2 separate regions of the Homo sapiens genome follow, and region 1 is linked to region 2. A link is a contact called in ENCODE Hi-C or POLR2A ChIA-PET data. All regions are on one chromosome and are shown on one strand. The core of a region is the stretch at or near the end of the contact, and the rest is flanking DNA. Distances in the headings are between cores, read along the strand shown. Region 1 overlaps HIRA (histone cell cycle regulator). Region 2 has its middle 52 kb from the start of LINC00895.

What was found. A loop is a pair of places that touch in the nucleus more often than their neighbours do. ChIA-PET counts read pairs that join two places held with the same protein, here RNA polymerase II (POLR2A). Pooled maps may share reads with other maps.
Region 1: a pooled map shows a loop between it and region 2 (3-fold over the local background). The contact joins two enhancer-like sites. A Hi-C loop is called at or near these places in 2 of 168 maps with a recorded cell type or tissue (CD4-positive, alpha-beta T cell and HAP-1) and 3 of 50 pooled maps. POLR2A ChIA-PET finds 5 or more read pairs at or near these places in 3 of 52 experiments (AG04450, GM12878 and IMR-90).

The regions. Positions count from the first base shown.
Region 1 is chr22:19,418,009-19,421,852 of GRCh38, forward strand. All of the region lies in intron 1 of HIRA (histone cell cycle regulator), which reads right to left. Among named protein-coding and RNA genes, the nearest start is that of HIRA, 12 kb to the right of the region's middle. Within about 2 kb of position 1,868, at least 8 of the 41 ENCODE cell types and tissues checked have a DNase peak (open chromatin) inside an H3K27ac peak, as active enhancers do.
Region 2 is chr22:19,617,471-19,620,873 of GRCh38, forward strand. No RefSeq gene overlaps it. Among named protein-coding and RNA genes, the nearest start is that of LINC00895, 52 kb to the left of the region's middle. RefSeq lists enhancers at 1-261, 262-840, 2,861-3,403 and a silencer at 2,216-2,510. Within about 2 kb of position 1,966, at least 4 of the 41 ENCODE cell types and tissues checked have a DNase peak (open chromatin) inside an H3K27ac peak, as active enhancers do.

The sequences.
Region 1 (3,844 bases), core at 618-3,117, 200 kb before region 2:
CACTTATATGAGCTATCTATGAATAGTCAAATTCATAGAAACACAAAGTAGAATGGTGGTTGCCTACGTCTGAGTTGAGGGGAAAATAGGGAGTTGTTGCTTAATTGGTATAAAGGTTTGCAAGATGAAAATGTTCCGGAGACTGGCTGCACAATAATGTGAATTGTGACAGTACTGAATTACATACTTAAAAATGATTAAGATAGTAAATTTTATATTGTGAATATCTGACCACAATTTTTAAAATGCTAATAAAAACCAAACAAAACCAAAAATAAAAATAAATAAAATGGAGGAGTGTAGGAGGGAGGTGGGTGTAATTATAAAAATTGTTGGCGGGGTGCGGTGGCTCACACCTGTAATCCCAACACTTTGGGAGGCTGAGGCGGGTGGATCATGAGGTCAGGAGATTGAGACCATCCTGACTAACACGGTGAAACCCCGTCTCTATTAAAAATACAAAAAAAAAAAATTGCCAGGCATGGTGGTGGCAGGCGCCTGTAGTCCCAGCTACTTGGGAGGCTGAGGCAGGAGAATGGCATGAACCTGGGAGGCGGAGCTTGCAGTGAGCCGAGATCGCGCCTGTTCCAGCCTGGGCAACAGAGCGAGACTCTGTCTCAAAAAAATAAAAATAAAAAATATATAAAAATTGTTGGAACTGTTCAGCATCTCGACTGCAGTGGTAGATACATGAACCTGCACAGGTGACAAAATTGTATAGAACTAAACATACACACGCACAAATAAGTACAAACAAAACTGGGGAAATAAATTTTAAAAAATAGGTAGCATATGTCAATGTCAACTATAGTTTTGCAAAATGTTAACATTGGGAGAAACTGGACTAAGTCCAGAAGTACCTTCTCAGTATTTCATACAATTCGGTGTGAATCTATAATCATCTCGATAAGAAATAAACACACACACACACACACACACACACAAGGCCTGTTTTTAAAAAACGATATATATGTGTGTGTACTAATATATAAGGCAGTAGAGGTAAATATCCAAACACCAGAGGTTAGGTCATAATAAAAATGATTCTTTTCATGTGCAGGTGACAATATGCACACTCTATAACAAGCAATCCCTCTGGAGAAACTCATCAGCCAAACACACTAATGTGACCTATATGCAAGTAACTCCTATGGCTGACTGCCTTCTAGACACCTCACCCTGATCTTCTCTATAACGGTCTGATCTTTCCAAGAAACCTGCTCTACCCACTGTCTGCCCCAACACAGTTAAGGCCAGACCTTGAGAGGAGAGGCCAACAATCCTTGCACAATGGCCACCCCGCCCCCACGACTTTTCTGACCTCATCTCCTACTAACCCCCACCATCGCTGGTCTTCCTCTTTTCTTGGACTGTACCAGGTGCGCTCCTATCTTGGGCCTTGTACTGACTCTTCCTTGCCTCCTTCAGGTCTTTGCTCAATGTCACCCTCACATTGAGGCCTACTCTAACAACTTTAATTTAAAGGATTATTTCCCCAATGTGGCACAACAAATCCCCTTAGTCCTGATCTATTTATTTCCTCGGGAATTTCTTACATATTAATTTCCTTTATTGTATGTCTGTCTACTCTGCCCACTAGAATGTAAACTCCAGTAAGTAGATCAGCTCTTTTGTCTGTTTTATTCACTAATTCATCCTCAGGACCCAGAGCTGTGGCTTGGCACATAACAGGCACAACAATAAAAACTTGTTGCTGTTGAATGGCTGGAGAAAGCTCATGACAGAAGCACTACATTCAAACACCTTCAGTATCACTGGTGTAACAATCTTTGGAAGGCAGGCTCCTGATCTACTGCTGTGGGGACTCAGATTTCGCCAACTGCCTGCAGGTGGGAAGCACACCCTTGGCTGGTTCACAGCCATCTGCTGCTGTTATCTCTACCACTTTCGACCACAAAAACTTATCCCCATCTTCTTTAGTAAGCATGACACAATGACATCTCATAGGTGTCAGATGCCTAAGAGATTGAAAACATAGCACAGGAAGGAAGCTGTTGCACCATACAACCATTGTGTGTGTGTGTGTGTGTGTGTGTGTGTGCACGCGCCACAAACTAAAGTGGAAAAGTGTCACAGGTATATCATTTAGGAGACCTTAATCACTTCTCCTGAAGCATCTGCCAACATATAATCAACAAAGTTTTGAGATTGGGCGCAGTGGCTCACTCCTGTAATCCCAGCACTTTGGGAGGCCAAGGCAGGCAGATCACTTGCTCTGAGGAATTCGAGACCACTTTAGGCAACATGGTGAACCCCATCTCTACAAATTAAAAACAAAAAACAAAAATTACCCAGTAGTGGTGGTGCAAGCCTGTAGTCTCAGCTACTCAGGAGGCTGAGGTGGGAGGATCTATTGAGCTCGGGAGGTCGAGGCTGCAGTGAGCCGTGATCACGCCACTGCACTGCAGCCTGGGCAACAAAAAAAACTGTCTCAAAAAAAAAAAAAAAAAAACCAAACCAAAACAAAAAACAAACAAACAAACAAAACCCCAAAAAACAAAAAAGTTTTGACGAAAGGCATTTCTGTTTCTTAATACTTCTTTCCCCCCTCATTTTGCAAAACAGAGGTATTCCCTAAAAAGTATCTGCACAGGAGGATTGCTTGAGCCCAGGAGCTCAAGGCTGCAGTGAACTATGGTCATGCCACTGTACTCCATTCTGAGCGACAAAGTAAGACCTTGTCTTTAAAAAAAAAAGTTATCTGCAAGGGTACAATGTATATTATTCAGGTGATGGTTGCACTAAAAGCCCAGACTTCATCACTAAGCAATATATCCATGTAACAAAACTGCACTTACATCCCTTAAATTTAACAACAAAAAGTTATCTGCAAAATGTACTCCTATAAATCTAGTCCCTTCCACCTACTTCCATTAGAAAATTAAAAGCTACATTTCCATAGTGGGAAAAATCTGCTAGCTCAACAATAACCACAATTAAGAAGACAACAAACCTACAATACTATTTAAGTGAAAAATGCACAGCAGGCTGGGCGCAGTGGCTCACGCCTGTAATCCCAGCACTTTGGGAGGTCGAGGCGGGTGGATCACCTGAGGTCAGGAGTTCAAAACCAGCCTGGCCAACATGGTGAAACCCCATCTCTACTAAAAATACAAAAAATTTATTGGGTGTGGTGGCAAGTGCCTGTAATCCCAGCTAATCGGAAGGCTGAGGCAGGAGAATCGCTTGAACCCTGGAGGCAGAGATTGCAGTGAGCCGAGGTTGCACCATTGCACTCCAGCCTGGGCAACAAAAGCGAAACTCCGTCTCAAAAAAAAAAAAAAAAATGCACAGCAACATTTTAGCTATGCCAGTTATCTGTACAATGCAAGGTCTGTAAGGGAGGCTACACACCAAAGACATTGGATTTGCTATGGTGACTGATGGGGATTTGGTTAAAGTCTTAAAAAAATTCAGACACTTGTATAATGTGCATACACTAAATGCGTCTTCTAAAATCACAAAATCACCCAGTTGTTTTTTTCCAAATGGTTTGAAAGACCACATTAAAAGTTTTAACAATGTGTTTTCCTTTGTGCATTTTCTAATTTTTCCTAACTTCTTTCACAGTCTTACTGAGCTCAGTAGATAGCAACTCTGCCCTTAGACTGGAACTCATCCTTCTGTTCTCTCTTAACTCTTTTGTGTGTGTGTGTGTATGAGATGGAGTCTTGCTCTGTCACCCAGGCTGGACCGCAGTGATGCGACCTCAGCTCACTGCAACCTCCCACTCTGGGTTTCAAGCAATTCTCCTGCCTCAGCCTCCCGAGTTGCTGGGACTACAGGTACATGCCACCACACCTGGCTAATTTTTGTATTTTTA
Region 2 (3,403 bases), core at 716-3,215:
GGTGTGGAGTTTATGAAAGTTCTTCATGCAAAAGTGAGTGTTGTCCCTGAGATTGCTAAAGCCGATGCCCTCACCTGAAGGAAAGGGAGCATAGCGTAGGAACGCTGGTTCCTGGATGTCTTTCTTTGGGGCCTATGTCATGGGGGGCAGAGTCAGGTTCTAATGTTGATTCTAAAAGAGAAGACCCCATTTGAGAGAGTAAGCATTGCTGGTTTGCTAAAAGTAAGAAAAGTTTCTACTCGTTAGAGAGACTGTCTCCTGCGGTTGCCTGGCCGCCCTTTGCACAGCCCGCGAAGGGCACGTGGGAATCCTGCTCCATTCCAGGTCCCGGGCCAGTAGCTCCAGGCCGCGCCAGGGTCGGTGCAGAGCGGCATTTCCCGCCCCCACACACCTTGACAGGCCAGGTAACAAGAGAGGCCTTTCTAGAAAGTCCCTGGAAAAGGCTCTTTCCTCCCAAACCGGCAGATTATGCTTTGTATGTCTGTTGTGGCAAGAACCTTTTCTTGTTTTCTTTCTCAAAGTGACAAATTGATGGCAGGGCAGATAAATCGTATTTTCTTTCCTTCTTTCTTTCTTTCTTTCTTTCTTTCTCTCTCTCTTTCTTTTTTTTTCTTGGTGACAGGGCAGATAAATCATATTTTCTTTCTTTCTCTTTCTTTTTTATTTTTCTTTTTGAGATGGAGTCTCGCTCTGTCACCCAGGCTGGAGTGCAGTGGCACGATCCTGGCTCACTGCATCCTCCGCCTCCTGGGTTCAAGCGATTCTCCTGCCTCAGCCTCCTGAGTAGCTGGGATTACAGGCATGCACCACCACGCCCAGCTAATTTTTGTATTTTTAGTAGAGATGGGGTTTCACCATGTTGGGCAGGATGGTCTTGAACTCCTGACCTCAGGTGATCCACCCACCTCAGCCTCCCAAAGTGCTGGGATTACAGGCATGAGCCACCATGCCCAGCCTTTTTTTCTTTTCTTTTCTTAATAGACAGGGTCTCACTTTCAGTCACTCAGGCTGGGGTGCAGAGTTTCAATCCTAGCTCACTGCAGCTTTGACCTCCTAGGCTCAGCTGATCCTCCTGCCTCAGCCTCCCAAAGTGCTGGGATGACAGGTGTGAGCCATTGTTCCCAGCTAAATAGTGCTTTTTCTTCTCTCTAACATTGAAATATAGAAAGTATGAAAAAGCCACTCATGGTCAAGCGGCATGTCCCTGCAGAGCTGTCAGCCACACTGCCTCCCAGAATCCAGGTTGGGGGTTTCCGATGCTGTCTGTTCCATGTGACCTCACAGCCTCCTGAACCAACTGATGGCCCCAAATGTTTATCCCCATTCCAGATGGCACCTGGTGGTACCTGAAAGTGACCTCTGGGCTGCGAGGTGCGTGGTAATGTCCCTGTGGCCCATCTCTAGATCGTGAAGAGGGTGATGTGAATCATAGCACACTCCAGGACATCACAGGGCCCCAGCACAATTGTGTATGCTGTGACTCCGTCACCCAACTACTTCGAGTCTTCAAAGACATTGAATTGCCATTGTTCTAATACTTATTTGCCTTTGGTTCCCACTCCTTCCTCCCCGTGGTGGGAAGAAAGTTGGGGAATGTGCACCCAGAAGATGTCGGGGCTGGATCAAGCCCCTTTTCAGTCACTGTCATTCATAGTTGAGATGTGAACTCTGCAAAGGCAGTGAGTACAGAACATTCTTGTTTCCAGTGCAAATCCACTGTGACCAGGAAGCTGTGCCTAGGTCTCTGACTCCAGCCACCCATACCTCCTCTCCCTGTACCCAGAGCCCTGGATGAAAGCATGAGTCTGGGATGCTGGGAAGAGGGCAGACAATGACAGCTCCCAGGCGCTGTGGACCAGGCAGGCTCTGTGTTGGGCTTTCCTGGCAGACGATGCTGTAGTTAGTTAATCCTCTCGAGGACATGTGAGATGAGGGTATCATTACCTTAGAGATGGAGGATCTGAGCCTCCAGCAGATAAGCAGCTGCCCCGCTGCAGAGAACTGAAAATGAAGCTAAGCTTGTTGGCTTTTCCCCACCAGCTGCCTCCCACTTCCTCCACCTGCTCTGTCTCTGCAGAAAACATCAAGAATGCAAATCCAGCCCCTTGGCCAGCTCATTTGCACACACACTCACCTCAGGGGTCTCTGGGGGTGTCTTGGATGCAGACCTCCATCCCTCACACCCTCACACCTGTCCGTCCAAGGGTCAGGCCATGCTGGAGTGCCTGGGCTGGCCTGATGGAGATGCTGCACCAGCTGAGTCATGGCGGGAAAACAGCCGGGAATCACCCAATATCTATTCCTTCCTTCCTTTCCATTTTCTTTTACAACAGCAAAATGATGCCAAGATTTTTCTGTGCTTCCCCTGTTATAGGCTGATTTATGGCCTCCCTCCCAAGTTCCTATGTTGAACTCCTAACCACCCAGTCCCAACCCCATATGGCTGTATTTGGATAGATCTTTTTCTTTCTTTCTTTTTTGAGACGGAGTCTTGCTCTGTTGACCAGGCTGGAGTGCAGTGGTGCAATCTTAGCTCACTGCAACCTCTGCCACCTGGGTTCAAGAGATTCTTGTGCCTCAGCCTCCTAAGTAGCTGGGACTACAGGTGCGCACCACCACGCCTGGCTAATTTTTTGTATTTTTAGTAGAGACGGGATTTCACCAGGCTGGTCTTGAACTCCTGACCTCAAGTGATCTACCTGCCTCGGCCTCCCAAAGTGTTGGGATTACAGGCCTGAGCCACTGCACCTGGCTGAGAGAGGGTCTTTAAACAGGTAATTCATTCAAAATGAGGTCATGAGGGTGGGCCCTACTCTTGTATGACTGGTGTCCTATAAGAAAAGGAGACTAGGGCCTAGCAAGGTGGCTCCCAACAGTTTGGGAGGCCAAAGCAGGAGGATTGCTCAAGCCCAGATGTTCGAGACCAGCCTGAGCAACATGGTGAGACCCCCATCTCTACAAAAAATTTTAAAAATTAGCCAGGCATGGTGAGGTGCACCCGTAGTCCCAGCTACTTGGGAGCCTGGGAGGCTGAGGCAAGAGGATCGCTTGAGCACTAGGAATGTGGGGCTTCGGTGAGCCATGATTGTGCCACTGCACTCCAATCTGGGCAACACAGCAAGATCCTGTCTCTAAAACTAAATAAAGAAAGAAAAAGGAGAGGAGATTAGGACACAGGTATGCCCAGAGGGATGACCCTCTGAGGGCATGGCGAGAAGACGGCCATCGACAAGCCCGGGAGAAGGTCCCCGGAAGACATAACCCTGCCCACGCCTTGATCCCAGACTTCCGGCCCGCAGAATATAAGACAATAAAGGTCTGCGGTGAGGCCACCAGCCAGTGGCACTTTGTGATGGCAGCCCCGGGAGGCCAAAACAGCTGCCTGTTCCCCACGTCCCTCTCC